Linked DNA regions of Homo sapiens: region 1 is linked to region 2. A link is a loop called in an ENCODE intact Hi-C map of the cell type or tissue named here. Cell type or tissue: heart left ventricle. All regions are shown on one strand. Links, peaks and the distances in the headings refer to the core of each region. The heading gives the core; the rest is flanking DNA.

The links. Peaks named below come from ENCODE experiments on the same cell type or tissue, not always from the same donor. Only the 100,000 strongest peaks of a DNase experiment are listed, where the experiment ranks them.
Region 1: a loop joins it to region 2, with 2.0 times the contacts of the local background. A loop is called at or near these places in 15 of 110 quality-filtered maps.

The regions. Positions count from the first base shown.
Region 1 is chr14:72,830,465-72,838,798 of GRCh38, reverse strand. All of the region lies in intron 1 of DPF3 (double PHD fingers 3), which reads left to right. Among named protein-coding and RNA genes, the nearest start is that of DPF3, 59 kb to the left of the region's middle. In heart left ventricle, for the core only: no CTCF peak of the experiment used is centred there; no DNase peak of the experiment used is centred there; H3K4me3 peaks cover 348 bases; H3K27ac peaks cover 1,580 bases.
Region 2 is chr14:72,880,681-72,889,014 of GRCh38, reverse strand. All of the region lies in intron 1 of DPF3 (double PHD fingers 3), which reads left to right. Among named protein-coding and RNA genes, the nearest start is that of DPF3, 9.3 kb to the left of the region's middle. RefSeq lists a silencer at 6,848-7,048. In heart left ventricle, for the core only: no CTCF peak of the experiment used is centred there; no DNase peak of the experiment used is centred there; H3K27ac peaks cover 2,018 bases.

The sequences.
Region 1 (8,334 bases), core at 276-8,275, 50 kb after region 2:
ACTGTGCTGCTGATGCCAACAGTAATTGCCTTTTTTTTTTTTGAGACGGAGTCTCGTTCTGTCATCCAGGATGAAGTGCAGTGGTGTGATTTCAGCTCACTGCAACCTTCACCTCCTGGGTTCAAGCGATTCTCCTGCCTCAGCCTCCCGAGTAGCTGGGATTACACCGCCACCTCGGCCTCCCAAAGTGCTGGGATTACAGGCGTGAGTTACTGTGCCTGGCCACTAATTGCCATTTTTATGTAATAAGTCTGGATGTTTCCAGTGTGAATGGACTGCTGTCTTCTCCAGGGTGCTGTTTTTTGGAGACAGGGTCTCACTCTGTTGCCCAGGCAGGAGTGCAGTGGCTCGATCTCGACTCATGGCAACCTCCGCCTCCTGGGTTTAAGTGATTCTCCTGCCTCAGCCTTCTGAACAGCTGAGATTACAGGTGTGCACCACCACGCCCAGCTAATTTTTGTATTTTTAGTAGAGACAAAGTTTCACCATGTTGGCCAGGCTGGTCTCGAACTCCTGACCTCAAGTGATCTGCCCGTCTCGGCCTCCCAGAGTGCTGGAATTACAGGCGTGAGCCACCGTGCCCGGCCTGGTGCTGTGTTTTAACAATGGCATCAATGACTTCCAGGAGCAGGCCCATTTTGTGAAAGTCGACTTGACTGGAGGGGTTAGCTGGCTACAGGGACAGTCTCCCTGGCCCTCACACCCTCTCTGTGTCAGATGGCCCCATTCCCCTGGTGTGGTTGCTGCAGCTGGCACTGGAGCCACTGCTTGCTGCCTTCTTTCACCGCCTGTGGAAGCTGCCACAGATTCCAGGAGGGGAGGACAGAATGAGGAAAAAGCTTGCAGCAGGCTGGGGTCTTCACTCAAGGATCTGGGGCAAAACCTGTCCATGGCCAACTCCTTTCTTCTCTGCCTCCTTTCACTTCATGAAGGCCGCAGACGAACTGTCTGGTCTCTCAGCTTATCTTTCTAGAGAAGAAATTCTTTTGAAGGAGGCTGTGTAAATGTTGTGATTGTGAACAGTGATCTTTTTTTTCTTTCTTTTCTTTTTTTATTTTTTCGAGATGGAGTCTTGCTCTGTCTCCCAGGCTGGAGTGCAATGGCACAATCTTGGCTCACTGCAACCTCTGCCTCCCAGGTTCAAGCGATTCTTCTGCCTCAGCCTCCCAAGTAGCTGGGATTACAGGTGACTGCCACTGCGCCCAGCTAATTTTTGTATTTTTAGTAGAGATGGGGTTTCACCATGTTGGCCAGGCTGGTCTCGAACTCCTGACCTCTGATGATCCACCCGCCTCGGCTTCCCAAAGTGCTGGGATTACAGGCGTGAGCCACCACGCCTGGCCATGATCCTATTATTAGTTCTTTAAGGGCTGGGACTAAGTCTCCAGTACCTGCCACAGTGCCTGATGCATAGTAGGACCCCAAAAAAATGCTTTTCATTGGCATGAAACTCCCTATAGATCCATGGCTGGAATGGTCAAGATACACCTGCTGGAGACAAGTGATCATTTAGGAAAGAGTTTTCTTTCTTTCTTTGCCTTCCTCTGTGCATGACAAAGTGTGGGATCAGTAAACCTTTCCCCCACCCTCATTCTTCTTTGCACTTATTTTACTGAAAAAGTGATTCTGGCCAGGTGTGGTGGTTCATGCCTGTAATCCCAGCACTTTGGGTGGCCGAGACGGGTGGATCACTTGAGGTCAGGAATTTGAGACCAGTCTGGCCAACATGGTGAAACCCTGTCTCTACTAAAAAACACAAAAATTAGCCAGGTGTGGTGGTGCGCGCCTGTAATTCCAGCTACTCAGGAGGCTGAGGCAGGAGAATTGCTTGAACCTGGGAGGTGGAGGTTGCAGTGAGCTGAGATTGCGCCAGTGCACTCCAGTGTGGGCCACAGAAGGAAACTCTGCCTTAAAAAGAAAAAAGTGATTTTATTCTGACCAATTAAGTAAAGGTGATTGGATCTTTCCACACAGCCGTCTCCTGTTTGCATTCTGAGAGGGGATGTTGAAATAGGTTCTGTTTGGTTCTGCTTAAATCTAGGAGTAGATTGACCAGCTTGAGAGAGATTTTCTTCATCCTGAGAGCTAGTCCTGTTAGGAATGTGGAGTCTTCTGAGGTCCCAGATCGAGATAAGACAAGGGCGGGAGCTCCCAATGGGCTCCTAAGCACTGGGTAGGAGGTTTCCTTCAGAGAAAAGGGGGAAAAATTCATCCAGATAGACTGATAAAAGGAGTGACATCACAGTAGGCATGGCAACCACAGGGCAATCATAATCTCCCCACGAGGTGGTCAGAACCCCAAGGGAAGACCTAGTTTCATTGCGCTCCTTCTCCCTTCAGGGCAGGCAGGAGCAGGGAGGCATGGAGGAGGGTGCGCTTATCCAGTGGCTGGAGTAGGCCAGGGGTTTGCCCCCTGCTCTGACAGTTTCTCTGGAGTGCTGGTGTGCCACCTGGAAGCATTCACATTCGGTCACTTTATTATCCAGGGTTGCCCTGGGAGTTTGGCAGGAGAGAGGGAGCAAAATGGGAGAGTGAGGGAAGCATATCACTGGAGAGGGAAGTAGAGATGTGATATGATCTGCAGAACACCGTGCTCTGTCCTCAGTGCCCCCTCCCCAGAGGCTCCAACCCCTTCTGAGAACACAATGATCAGCCTCCTGTTCCTCACTGGCTTCTTCTTTGGACCTGGATTTCCACAGCAGACCTGGAGGCCATGTAAGTTGTGCTAATTTCAAAGCCACTTGTGTCTCCAGCATCTCCCCGAGGCACCCGTGTGGTGACGGCTGGCCCTCGGGATGTCTGGGAATGTGGTCTCCGGCGGGTGTATCTTGAACACAACGCACAGGTTTTAGGTGTCGAAGAGTCAAATAAGGGGGATGAACCATGAGGTTGGTTTTTGGTGGCTTCTGGGTGTCCTGGGCCTGGAAACCATTTCTCCTTTCCTGTCCTTGTGGGGTAACTATGCCCAGGTGAGACCTGGTTGCTGCCTCGCTGCGGGTCAAGTCATAGTTGCATGTATGCCTTGCTGCCACCCTGGCATTTGGGGTTTTACAAGTGGGCGAGGCGGCCCGAGCACAGAGTGAGTAGCCAGGGGAGGCCGATGCTCCATCTTCTCCTGTTCATCAGCGTCTCCTCCCCCAGCTGTGGATGTGTGAAGACATTTAAGGGTCTCCCGGGAAGCAGGCTGTTTGGCTTCTTTACTCAGAATATCTGGAGCTCCTGCTGCAAGCTGGAGAAACTGCTTCCCCAGCTCCTTGTGGCTGTGGGTCACTTTGTAAAGGATGATTGAATTTTTCTGTTGAGAGAAAATTCACACAACATAAAATTCACCATTCTAACCATTTGAAAGTGCGTAATTCAGTGGTGGTTAGTACATCCGCCATCATCCACATCTGATGCCGGAACATTTTCATCACCCTACAAAGAAATCCTGGCCTGGCATGGTGGCCTCATGCCTGTAATTCCAGCACTTTGGGAGGCCGAGGAGGGAGGATCACGAGGTCAGGGGTTTGAGACCAGCCTGGCCAACACGGTGAAATCCCGTCTCTACTAAAAATACAAACATTAGCGGGGCATGGTGGCGTGCACCTGTAATCCCAGCTACTCAGGACGCTGAGGCAGGAGAATTGCTTGAACCCGGGAGGCGGTGGTTGCAGTGAGCCTAGACTATACCACTGCACTCCAGCCTGGGTGACAGAAAAAGAAAAAAGAAATTCTGCACTCAGGAAGCAGACACTCCCCACTCCCCTGTCCCCTCTACCCCTGGTAACCACTAATCTGCTTTTTGTCTCCTTGGATTTCCCTATTCTAGATATTCCATAGAGATGAAATCATATAACACATGTGGCCTTTGTATCTGGCTTCTGTCACTCAGCATAATGTTTTCAGCGTTCAGCCATGTTGTTGCATGTTTCAGTACTCCCTTCCTTTTTATGGCTGAATAATAGTCCCTTGTATGAATACGCCACATTTGATTTACCTATTCATCTGTTGATGGACATTTGCTTTATCTCTGCTTTTTGGCTGTTATGAAGAATGCTAACACAAACTTTCATGTACAAGTCTTGGCGTGGACATATGCTTTCAATTCTTTTGGGTATATACCTAGGGGAGGAGTTTCTGGGTCATATAATAACTCTGTGTTTGAAGTTTTGAGGAACTGCCAAGCTGTTTTCCACAGTGACTGTGGCATTTTGTGTTCCAATCAGTGATGTATGGGGGGTCCAGTTCCTCTACCTCTTTGTGACTCTAGCCATCCCACCAGGTGTGAAGTGGTATCTGATTTTTTTTTTTTTTTTTTTTTTGAGACAGTCTCACTCTGTTACCCAGGCTGGAGTACAGTGGCACGATCTCGGCTCACTGCAACCTCTGCCTCCCCGGTTCAAGTGATTCTCTTGCCTCAGCCTCCCGAATAGCTGGGATTACAGATGCCTGCCACCATGCCCAGCTAATTTTTGTATTTTTAGTAGAGATGGGATTTCACCATATTGGCCAGGCTGGTCTCAAACTCCTGACCTCAAGTAATCCACCCGCCTTGGCCTCCCAAAGTGTTGGCGTTACAGGCGTCAGACTCCATGCCTGGCCTCATTGTGGGTTTTTTGTTTATTTGTTTGTTTGTTTTGAGACAGAGTCTCACTCTGTCACTCGGGCTGGAGTGCAATGGCGCAGTCTCGGCTCACGGCAACCTTCTCCTCCCAGGTTCAATTCTCGTGCCTCAGCCTCTTGAGCAGCTGGGATTACAGGCGTGCACCAGCACACCTGGCTAATTTTTGTATTTTTAGTAGAGAAGGAGTTTCACCATGTTAGCCAGGCTGGTTTCGAACTCCTGGCCTCAAGTGATCCACCTGCCTCGACCTCCCAAAGTGCTGGGATTACAGGCGTGAGCTTCCATGCCCGGCCTCATTGTGGTTTTGATTTGCATTTCCCTAATGACCGAATGATACTTCCTATGTTTTCATGTGTCTATTGGCCATTTGTATGTTTTCTGTGGAGAAATGTCTATTTGTTATTTGCCCATTTTTAAATTGGGCTGTTTGTCTTTTCATTGAGAAATGAGTTTATTTTAACACATGATTATTCCTTCCCCAGCCCCAGCATGGTGTGACCAGCCTGTGGAGATGGAGGAGTTTAGTGGGTCACTTAAAAGCAGGCCTAGGTCTTTACCTCTTTGGCTACTCCTCAACGTTTTTTGGGGTCTCTTCTTCCCTGACTGCCCTTAAATTTTTTTTTTCCCCCAGAGTTTCTGTCCTTGACTCAGTTCTTGTTTTGCCCCCAATTCTCTGGCTGACCTCCTCTGCACCCTTGGCATCCATCCCCGTACATTAATGTTGGTTACTCCCAATGCACATATTCATCCTGGGCTTCTTTCTGGAGCTCCATATTTGTATATCCAACCAGGACCTCAACACGTTCAAAACTCACCACGTTCCTCTGCCAAGCCTTCGCCTCCTCCCGGATTCCCCGTCAGGGTGAGTGTTGTCATCGTCTACCTAGTTGGCCAAGCTAGACGTCATCTGGGATCCTTTCTGTCTCTCTCAGACACATCTGCCCTCTTCCCACCCAGTTTTGTCCATTTGCTGTGGTCAATAGCTCTTCCTAATGTGTTATCAGTTCACTCCCGCTCAGACTGCCTTAGTTCAGGTCTTTGTCATTCCGATAGTCTTCCTAGCTTTGAGTTACTTTCATCCATCTGTACTCTGCCAGAATGATCCAATTATATCACTGCCTACTTAAAACCCTTCAGTGACTCCTTGTTTTCTGAAGGATAAACTTCCAACTCCTTTGTTGGGTGTATGAGCCCTCCTGGATTTAACCTCTACCTTCTCTCCAAGTCATATTCCCCTGCTCATGGTTTCCTCAGACCTTACTTCAGCCATAAGGAATTCCTTGAGGTTTCTTGGATAGGTTGTGTTCCCTCAAATCTTCATGCCTTGAGTGCCCTGCTATTGGTATGAGTTATATATGTGGCCCAGGATAGATTTTCAGGGCTGGATTATGGACCCAGTATGGCCCAAACCAAATACTAATATGGATAGAGAACATGGTGAGTGTGGGTTGGATGTGGATTTTGATTAAATGATTTACTCATGTGAAAGAATTTGCAAATTGAATAGAAATTAAACTATATTGTATTGCATTTATAAACTACCTGTATTGCAAAGGTGATAAAGTCCCCTGGAAAAATTCTGACATTTGCCCTATCTGTAGTTCATGGTTACTTTACTTTTTGCACCAAAAACAACAGAGGATACATGGTGTGACCAGAATATATGTATTTTAGGAGCTGATGGGACAAAATATCTGAAATCGTATTTGGATTCTAAGATTGCTGTAGCTGCGGACTGCTATGAATACTGGCGATCTCTTACTTGTTTGGAGTCCCACCCCTTTAACCTCTGGATTTCTTATAACTTTTTCTAAGGATATTAGTCCCTAGCTAGGGAAACTGAATGAAATTGAAGGAGGAATTCCTACTCTTTTCCAAGTGATTTTTTTAAAAAAATTTTTTATCTTAGATTGCTAGTTAGTGCTTTATCTTTCTCCCTCAAAATTTTTTATTTTTTAATTTTAATTTTTTTTAAAGAAACATGGTCTTACTCTGTTGCCCAGGCTAGAGTGCAGTAGTGCAATCATAGCTCATTGCAGCCTCGAACTCCTGGGCTCAAGCGATCCTCCTGCTTCAGCCTACTGAGTAGCTGGGACTACAGGTGTGAGCCACCATGCCTGGCAATTTTTAATTTTTTTGTTGAGATGGGGTCTTGTTATGTTGCCCAGGCTGGTCTCAAATTCTTGACCTCAAGCGATCCTCCCACCTTGGCTTCCCAAAGTGCTGGGATTACAGGCATGAGCCACCACACCTAGCCCTTCCTCAGATTTTTCTTGGAAAAATGGCAAGCCTTCTGAAAAGTTGTGAAAATAGAGCAATGAACACCAATATCCCCTTTGCTTAGATTCACCATTTACTAGCATTTTGCTACATTTGTTTTCCTCTTTCCCTACCTTTTATGCACATGTGTGCCTGTGTGAGCACACATCTATATTTTCAGGAAAAGTGAGATTTAGCTCATAGTACACCTTCCACTTCTTGGTATGTTTTCAAGCCTCTGGCAAAACCCAGTGCCAAAACTGAAGCCTTGAGTTCTTGGCTCAGTGCTGCTACTGACGGGAGCATACTTGGATGATCCTGAACAAGTTCCTTCCCCCTCTCTGAGCCTCAGTTTCCCCATCAATGAAACGAGGGCTTGGATCCCCTGTTCTTGAAGCCCTCTCCTTGTACTCAATATTCTACAGCCCTGTGATGGCCAGAAAAACCCAGCCCTTTGGGAGATTGTCAGAAGATACTTAATGTACTTGTGAGATGAACCCCAGAAATTTATTGTTAGCTGGGCTCTGTCCAGGACTGTGTCTGGTTTGTAACAAGGAGTGTGTGTTTTTTGTTTTTTTTTTCCCTTGGGAGAGCTACCAGTGCTTTGCCTGCCAAGGCGGGGAGGTGGTCTTGGTGGGGTTTCTACTAGAAGGAAATGGCAGGAACTCTGACCTGCTTGCTGTCAAGTAAGCAGACAGAGAGGCTCGGAATCCCCTCCCGCGTCACGTTTCCTTGAGGTGCCTGCTTGTTTAATCTGCCGTTTGCCTTGCTTCCCCCAACGCCCTTTTATAGCTCCTTTTGTTCAAGGATCTTGCCACCTCCTTTTTCTGTCCCTGGCCCGCCTCCAGGTTAAATATCCAAGAAGGACAGCAGTAGCCTGAAGATGCTGATGACATGGGGGACGTTCATGGCTGGCCCTGAAGAAAGGCTCTCATAGGTGGGGGCGATTGATACGGCTTCCACAGTGCTCCCACCCACAGAGCCCAGGGCAGAGGCCCGAGGTGCGCCAGGCTTATTTTACAGCTTTAATTCCCATGAGCAGGATTGGAGAAAGGGTTAGTAAAGGAGAAAAGGACTCAGATGTGTCGGGTTTCAGGGAAGGAACTAGTGAGATCGGGGTGACAAGGGGTTCATTTGTCCATTTGGTAAGTGTTTATTGAAAGTCCACTATATTATGTGTAAGGTCCTTTTGACCCAGAAAGTCTGAAATTTGGGTAGCAGTCATTAATTTGTATTAGATACCACATATGTTATAGAAGTGGTAGAAATAATGTTAATAATGTCATACTTCCGTTCCCGATGGTCACATGCTAAGTGCGTCACATCTATTCCATTGAATCCTCCCCACAACTGGGATGGGGTGGTATTGTCCTCGCTGTGCAGGGGAGGAAAGGGAGGCTTGGAACAGTGCCTTGCTCAAGGTCAGGGAATGAGGAGAGGTGGAACTGGGATTTGAGTTCAAGTCTGAT
Region 2 (8,334 bases), core at 173-8,172:
AAATAAAATGTCATGGTCAGCATGTTTTGTTTTGATCATGCACCAGAAAAAGAATGGAAACTGAGGCTGATGTTTCAGTTTTCTAAGGCAGCTATGCTGACAGTAGTGGCGATGGGGGCTGGGTCATAAAGAGGCACCAGAATCCAGGCCTGTTTATTATCCCAACCTCTGCAAAGTAACTTTTGTGGTTTTTGAGTGTTTTGAAAGTCACTAGAAAACAGAAATGTAGCCAAATGTTGCAAACCTCTGGCCAAAAAAATCCCACAACCACTGAAATATTTTTTGCCCAGCTACGACCCAACAGGGGAATTTGTAAGCATGGCCCTAATTTTAAATAGTCTTTAAATATGAAGGTAGTTAACAAGGAAAGATGGAGAGTGGCCTTGGGTAGGGGGAGGATGGAGGAGTGGGTAAAACCACTGTGTGGTATGGAACTCTGCAAAGATTGTTGTTGAACTGCAAGAGAGACTGATATTGTGATCCATTGCAAATTCCAAAGTTTTCTAGTTGTTTGAGTGACTGGGGAGAGATGAGGTGTTGTAGTGTTTTTGTAATTTGTTTTTCTTATTGGTCCGGTTACTGGTGTTTCACAGTCTGTCAAACCATATGGATGAATGGAGCTAGCATCGTAAAACTGTCACTGAGGGAAGGTTTTTGAAGCCTGTGATTTGCATTAGAGTTTTAAAAGCAGTGGTTAGGAGGTGTTGGTGGGGCAGAGGGAAGAGGAGCAGACTGGAGAATTTCTAGGCTGTGTGTTTGTGAATATTAGTGTGGCAGGCAGTGGCAAGGGAAGGGAGAGAATCCCTGAAGAGGTTACAATTTAGGGGCAATGTGTGGAAGCAGGGAGGGGTGAGAGGATTAGGTTCAGAGCTCCTAATAATGGGGTTCAAATAGCCCGCATTGAGTCCTCACCAGCCAGGCCTCAGTTCTGAGCCTGCGGAACAATGCTGGCACATGTCTAATCCCCACTTTGCACCCTCTCCTCCCTCTCTGAATCTGGGGACTGTGATCATCTCAGGTTGCTGATAAAAGGTTTTTTTTTAGTTGTTGTTATTCACCTTGAAAATCTGCTGTTTGAATGATCTGCACTTGGAAGCTCCACCAGAAAGTTTTTCCCATCCTCACACTTTCACCTGCTATTGATGAAACCCGTCTCAACCTCTTTTCCTCTTCCATGTTCATTTCTCACCAGTGGCTGATTTTTTGTAGCCTTAGTGACTTCAGAGTAATGGAGGAGAAAAAGCTCTGGGAGAGGAATCCCAAGCCTTGAGCTCCGCTTCCAGAGCTACAGGCAACTAGCTTGTGATCTGGGACACAGAACTTTGAGCCGCATATTCCTTGTCTTTATGATGGTGATGTACTTTGATTCCCCAAATTCCTTTCAAGCCAACAACTTTCTGGCTCTTATTATGGTGGATTAGGACAGAGAGGACAGCTAGGGGCCAGAGTTCTGATTTTTTCTTATTTTTAAAGTGTGGCTCTAAAGAGAACATTTAAGACTGGAGACTTCCACAGTTTCTTATTCTCTGATTCAGTCTTGCTACATGGTGCTCCCTTCTTGGGGTTCTAAGCTGGGTGGAACTTCCTATCCCTTCTCAAGGTCTGAGGCTGAGGACCAGGTGGTGGGCCATTTAGAATGTGGGCTTTTCCTCTGGCTCTTCCTTTTCAGTGATTTTCTTCTCACTAGCATCCCATCCAGAAGCTGATGAGAATGAGGAACTTGAAGACCAATTGGCCTATTTTGACGTGGATAAGCACTCAGTTTTTGGTGGTTAAAAGACTGGAATCACTGAGAACATCTGTATTTTGCTTCCTTTTGTGTGTGTGTGTGTGTGTGTGTGTGTGTGTGTGTGTGTGTGTGTTTGGAGGCAGAAGGGTAACCAATTTTCCAGCCAGTCCTCCGGTCTGGACTTTATTTGTCCATGATCTCTCTGGCCTTCTCCTCTACCATGGCACCTATCCCAATTAATCTGAAAATAAAGTGCTTATTTTATTTTAATTTGGGCAGCCACAGATACCTGGATGTTTAGTGAGCTGAAGTAAGTGGACCTGTACTGATGTCTCACTGAGCTTCCTCTAGCATACCTGTGTTACTGCTGAGGAAATGGAGGTGCCCAGCAGTTGTGTGGAACTAGCCCCTACCTGAGTGGGTATTAGCCAAGACTAGACTGGACTTCATGCCTCCCCTTCAGTGACATGTCTCCAGAACATCTCAGATTTCAGTGGGGACATTATTATCAGGCTTTTCTTTGGTGGAAAGCTTCCATGGCAGTTTTTTTGCAAGCATAAAGAGAAGGGGGAGGAGGTTGCAGAACTCATCAGAGTCTACACAGGAGCTGGTGTGTAAATTCTGAGACTTTAAAGAGAAAACAAAATGGTCACCCTGACCTCCAGCAGAGAGAGGCATTCCCTCAATTTTTCTTTATTGTGCTAAAATATACATAACACACAGTGTACCATTTTAGCCATTTTAAAGTGTGCATTTCAGTGGCATTAAGTACATTTATTTCTAATCTTTAGTAGAGATGGAGGTCTTGCTATGTTGCTCAGACTGGTCTTGAAATCATGGCCCCAAGGGATCCTCCCACCTTGTGCAACCATCACCACCATCAGTTTCCAGACCCTTTTCTTTCTTTCTTTTTTTAGATGGAGTCTCGCTCTGTCACCCAGGCTGGAGTGCAGTGACGCGATCTTGGCTCACTGCAACCTCCGCCTCCCAGGTTCAAGTGATTCTCTTGTCTCAGTCTCCCGAGTAGCTGGGACTGTAGGCATGCGCCATTACACCTGGCTAATTTTTGTATTTTTAGTAGAGACAGCATTTCACCATGTTGGCCAGGCTCGTCTCGAACTCCTGACCTCAGATGATCCACCCGCCTCAGCTTCCCAAAGTGCTGGGATTATAGGCATGAGCCACCGTGCCCAGCTGCCCAGACCCTTTTCATCATCCCGGAGAGAAACTTTGTATGCATTAAACAATACTTTTCCATCCCCTGCTTCCTACCATCCCTGGGAACCACCATTCTGCATTCTTAGCACCCCATATCAGGGGAAACATACAATATTTGTTCTTCTGTGTCTGGCTTATTTCACTTAGCATAATGTCTTCAATGTTTGTTCATCCATGTTGTAGCATAGTCAGAACTTGATTCCTTTCTATGGCCATTGTATGGATAGCCCACTTTTTGTTTACCTGTTTAACTGCCGATGGGCATTTGGGTTGTTTCACCTTTTGGCTGTTTTTGAGTCCCCATTTTCATTTCTTTTGGGTTTTCACTATGCCTAGGTCTCCTTCATTTTTGGACTGTAAAATCTAGGGACTAAGCTAGGCTCATGCCTGTAATCTTAGCACTTTGGGAGGCTGAGGCAGGAGGATCCCTTGAGCTCAGGCATTCAAGACCAGCCTGGACATATCATGAGACCCTGTCGCTACAAAAAATAAAAAAAAAAGCCGGGTGTGGTGGTGTACACCTGTGGTCCTAGCTACTCGGGAGGCTAAGGCAGGAAGATGGCTTGAGCCCGGGAGGTTGAGGCTGCAGTGAGCTGTGATCACGCTACTGTACTCCATGTACTCCAGCCTGGGTGACAGAGCAAGACCTTATCTCAAAAAACAAACAAACAAACAAACAAACAAACAAACAAACAAACCCAAAAAATTAGCGGCTACATTTCTAGATAATATAGGCATTCTCCACCTTATAAACTAAACAAACAAAAAAACCCAAACCTAATAGTATTACAGAATTCAACCTCTCTGCCTCTCCCTCTATTGGTAGTCCATTGCGTTCTGGGATAAACACACTGGGAACTAGGAACCCAGAGACTCAATTCTCCCATCCCCAGCCACAGGGATTGCCTTCCCCTCATATCCCCCTTCCTGTTTTTTTTTTTTGAGACGGAGTCTCGCTCTGTCGCCCAGGCTGGAGTGCAGTGTCGCGATCTCGGCTCACTGCAAGCTCCACCTCCCGGGTTCACGCCATTCCCCATTCCCCGGGCTCAGCCTCCCGAGTAGCTGGGACTGCAGGCGCCCGCCTTACGCCCGGCTAATATATATATATATATATATATATATATATAGTATTTTTAGTAGAGACGGGGTTTCACCGTGTTAGCCAGGACGGTCTCGATCTCCTGACCTCGTGATCCGCCCGCCTCGGCCTCCCAAAGTGCTGGGATTACAGGCGTGAGCCACCGTGCCCAGCCTATATCCCCCTTCCTTTGAGGGCAGGGACTCCTCGTGGGGGTCAGGGTTTGGGTTTGAGGCAGTTCCAGGGGCTGTAGCACTAGCAGTTACCTGGTGAGGCTTGGAGTGAAGGCTTCCTAGGTGGATGGAGATGTGATGTCTGACAACAGGAGGTGGGTGGAAGCACGGTGATGACAGGATAGCTTGGGGGGCAGGAGTTAGCAAGTCAGGCCTGTCCTTCCAAACAGCCAGGAGAGCTTGTGTCTCCCTTCTCCTCCCTTCCCCTTCCTCCAGCCTGGCTTCCCCGCAGCGGCCCACATGAAATAATGGATGTGGAAACATTTCAGAAGGTGGAAAGTGCAAATGTGAGGTGTTACTATGAGAACTAAAAGTTTCCTGTAGCTGATCATGGCCTCCTCAGGCAGTCAATAATACCTACTATATTAAACATTATTTTAAATATTAAAACAAAAATAAATGTTTCTGGCATTACCCATCACATCTAATCATTGTTTCTCAGGAAATGCAAGGTCTACTCATCCAGGCTGTGTAAATAGCCCTGGGATCTCAGTGGGATTTTCCTATTGTCTGGGTTTGAAATAAGTGAGAATGTGAGCTCAGGGGAAACCCTCATTTCATTTCCGGTCATAGCCCTGACCTGAGTTCACCCACCAAACCAGAGGAAGCAGAAGCGCGGTTGGTAGAGTGGGGTGCTCTTCTGGGAACTTGGGCCTTTGGTCCTTGCCTGGTCTCTGGCTCCTCCTTCAACTGAGATGACTGAGGGAGAGAGAAGAAGTGGAGGCGGGGCAGGGGCTTAGATCTGCTTGTGAATAAGGAGAGTGAGCTGTTGGCATTGGAGGTCAGTGGCAAGAATGGATTCTTTTTCTTTTTCTTTTTTTTTTTTTTTTGAGACAGAGTCTCACTCTGTCGCCTAGGCTGGAGTGCAGTGGCGTGATCTTGGCTCACTGCAACCTCTGCCTCCCACGTTCAAGTGATCTTGTACTTCAGACACAGGAGTAGCTGATATTAAAGGCACATGCCACCACACCCAGCTAATTTTTGTATTTTCAGTAGAGATCGGGTTTTATCATGTTGGCCAGGCTGGTCTCGATCTCCTGACCTCAAGTGATCTGCCCACCTGGGCCTCCCCACGTGCTGGGATTACAGGCGTAAGCCACCATGCCAGGCCAGATTCTTTATAGAAAAGTAGACCAGAGAGCATTGCGGTGGGGTCAGATCTCAGAGTTACATGCATGTCTTGGTTGCCAGCCTTGGAAGTGGTTCAGATTCAGTCTTGCTGCAAAGCTACAACTTTCTTTATTTTCTTTTCTCATATATTTTTTGGAGATAGGGTCTCACTCTCACCCAGGCTGGAGTGCAGTAGTGCGATCACTCTGTCACCCAGGCTGGAGTGCAGTGGTGCCATCACAGCTCACTGTGGCCTCAAACTCCTTGACTCAAGTGATCTCCCACCTCAGCTTCCCAAGTAGCTGGGACTACAGGTGCGTACTGCCACACTTAATTTTTAATTTTTTTATAGAGATGGGGGTCTCACTGTGCTGCCCAGGCTGGTCTTGAACTTCTGGCCTCAAGTGATCCTCTTACCTCAGCTTCCCAAAATGCTGGGATTGCAGGTGAAAACCACTGCACTTACTTGGCCCTGCAACTTTCCTTTACAAGAGCAAATGAAGCAAAAAACATCATCCCTACTCCTGCTGTCCTCAACCAGCAACTCTCGATACATCTTTGGCTGCCAGTTGAGCACAACGAGAACTCTCTCATCCTCTTTGGAGTTCCTTCATCCCACAACCAACATGGATTGCCTGCCTGCCCCTGAGAACTAATCAGCACAGCCACCTGACTCCCTCCCTACATCGAGGAGCTTCCACTCCAATAGAGACTTCTGATCTGTCTGTTTCTTCTCCTAGACCCTTGTTTTTTGGCAGGGCAAAGTAAGTGCTAGCAAACCAGGAGGCTGACTGCTGCCCTCGGCTTTTCCTAGGAAAACCACTATAGGTGAGGGGAGTGGGGAGAGGGGCGGCAACGCGGTGCTGGTGATAGGGGGAGGGCAGGGTGGATGGGGCAGTGGGAGGGGAGAGAATATATTCTCTCCTGCTAATTATTTTCCCTGAGGACTTAGCCAATGCAGAACCATCTATTATCGTGGGAGCGCTCTATGGTAGTTCTGCCTGTGATGAATGCTAAGTGGAAACAAGCAAGAAAAATTAACAGGCGGCTGCTTCTGTCCACCTAATTAAAATGCATATCCAAATGCATAATTCCTTATGTTTCCCCATGCACACACTCCCCTTCCAATCCCAGTTCTATGGAGGAGAAAAAAACACTTTCCCCCAATCATTTCTCTTGATTATATTTTCATCAAGGAAGAACTGGAGGGTTTCCCCTTAGAATAGAGAAGGGCCTGTTCTTCTAACACTTCTGAAATAGCTGGCTTTTGACTTAGATTGAGCCCCAAAATTTGGAGCTCTTTTTCATTTTACACACAAAAACTAGCTGCAGAAAAAAGGGAGAAGGAAAGAAGTAAAGAAAGAAAAAAGAGTTCCCACCATTTCTGCTGACCTTTTAGTTTTGTGTTAAAAGTCTGGCTTTGATCAGCAATGACAATTTTGAGGATCTTTTCTGTCTTTTCTTCCTCTTCATTACTTTCCCTGACTCTGCACTGCCTTCCCTGGTCCCTCAGATAAACATAACCCAAGTTTTGTAGAGAGATTTTAGAAGACGAAGACACAGCTACCTTTGCAGATCAAGTAGAAAGAAAAAAAACCCAAAGCTTCGGCCTTTGGGGGCGATATCAGAGGTTCCAACGTCACAGTCCTAAGTATGTTTTGAATCAGACAATACCTCTTCATCCTTATCTTCCCCCCCTTCACTTACCCAGCTCATCATTTTCTCCCTCTCCAAAGAATAACTTTATTCAGTGGTCATAAAATATTTAATAAAACATGAAACTTAAGTCACTGTGTTCAATTTGCCATCACAGCCATCTCAGTGGCAGACCCCCTTCCCCCAGCTGGCCCACCCCCTCCTGAAGCCCCTTGCCTGCCCTCCACAGCAGCCCCAGCTGTTGATTTATCAGGGCTGGCCGGCTCAGCAGTGCATGGAGATTGCTTTTAATTAACTCTCTTCATTTTTCCCAATCTTCAGGGAGCAGCAGCCCTTTAATGATTTTAATATTTTATTTGGATTTATATCTGCCTTATTTGTTGTTTGACATCCGCATTTGTTCTTCCTGAATCACCTCCAGACTGATATATTTATTTGCCCCTTTTCCTCCTACCCCCAAGACCTTTCAAGGGAAGGGACGGTGGATTCCGAAGAAGGCCGTCTTCCCAGGCTTCCCACTATCGACACAGGGAGAATACCCAGTGTTGGCCTTATGTGATGGTTTGGACTGGAAACTTTGTCTTGGGAAACCCAGTCTCACCTGCCTCTTAGCTTAAGGAGTTTCTGAGCTTTGTGTTAAAAACAACAACAACAGCAACAACAACAACAACAACAACAACAACAACAACAACAACAGCTCTGAATTTTAGAGAATGAGATCTCTTTGCCTCTTTCATGCCTCTGTAAGGGAGTGAGTTGCCTTGGAGAGTTGGTTAAAAACTGCTTCCCCAGTTTCACTGTTAGAAGTAGTTTGAGGTCTATCATCCTGCTCACCCCAGCCTTCCATAGTTCAGTGGGGTTTTTGGAGCTGCAGGAGGATGATGGCTTTAGGGAAGGACTGGATGTACGTTCAGTCAAGTCTTCCTGCTGCTTTATGCGTCTTTAGGTGTGGGTGGCATCTGTTAAGCAACTTCTTGGAAGAGTAACCATAGGTACAATCTGAAAGAGGAAGTGAAGAGGCACCAATTGCCTTCTCTACTGGAGGCTGCCTTCTCCACTGGAGGCTGCCTTCTCCTTTAACCCTCAGTTCCCCTTCTCATGCCTATTCCCTAGAGGTGGGAAAACATACAACCAGCAGAACACTTTCCAGCTGGGTGCAATGGCTCATACTTGTAATCCCAGCACTTTTGGAGGCCTAGGTGGGCAGGTCGCTTGAGCCCAGGAGTTCGAGCCAGCCTGGGCAACAGGGCAAAATCCCATAGAAAAACTAGTTGGGTGTGGTGGCACGCGCCTTTAGTCACAGTTATTTG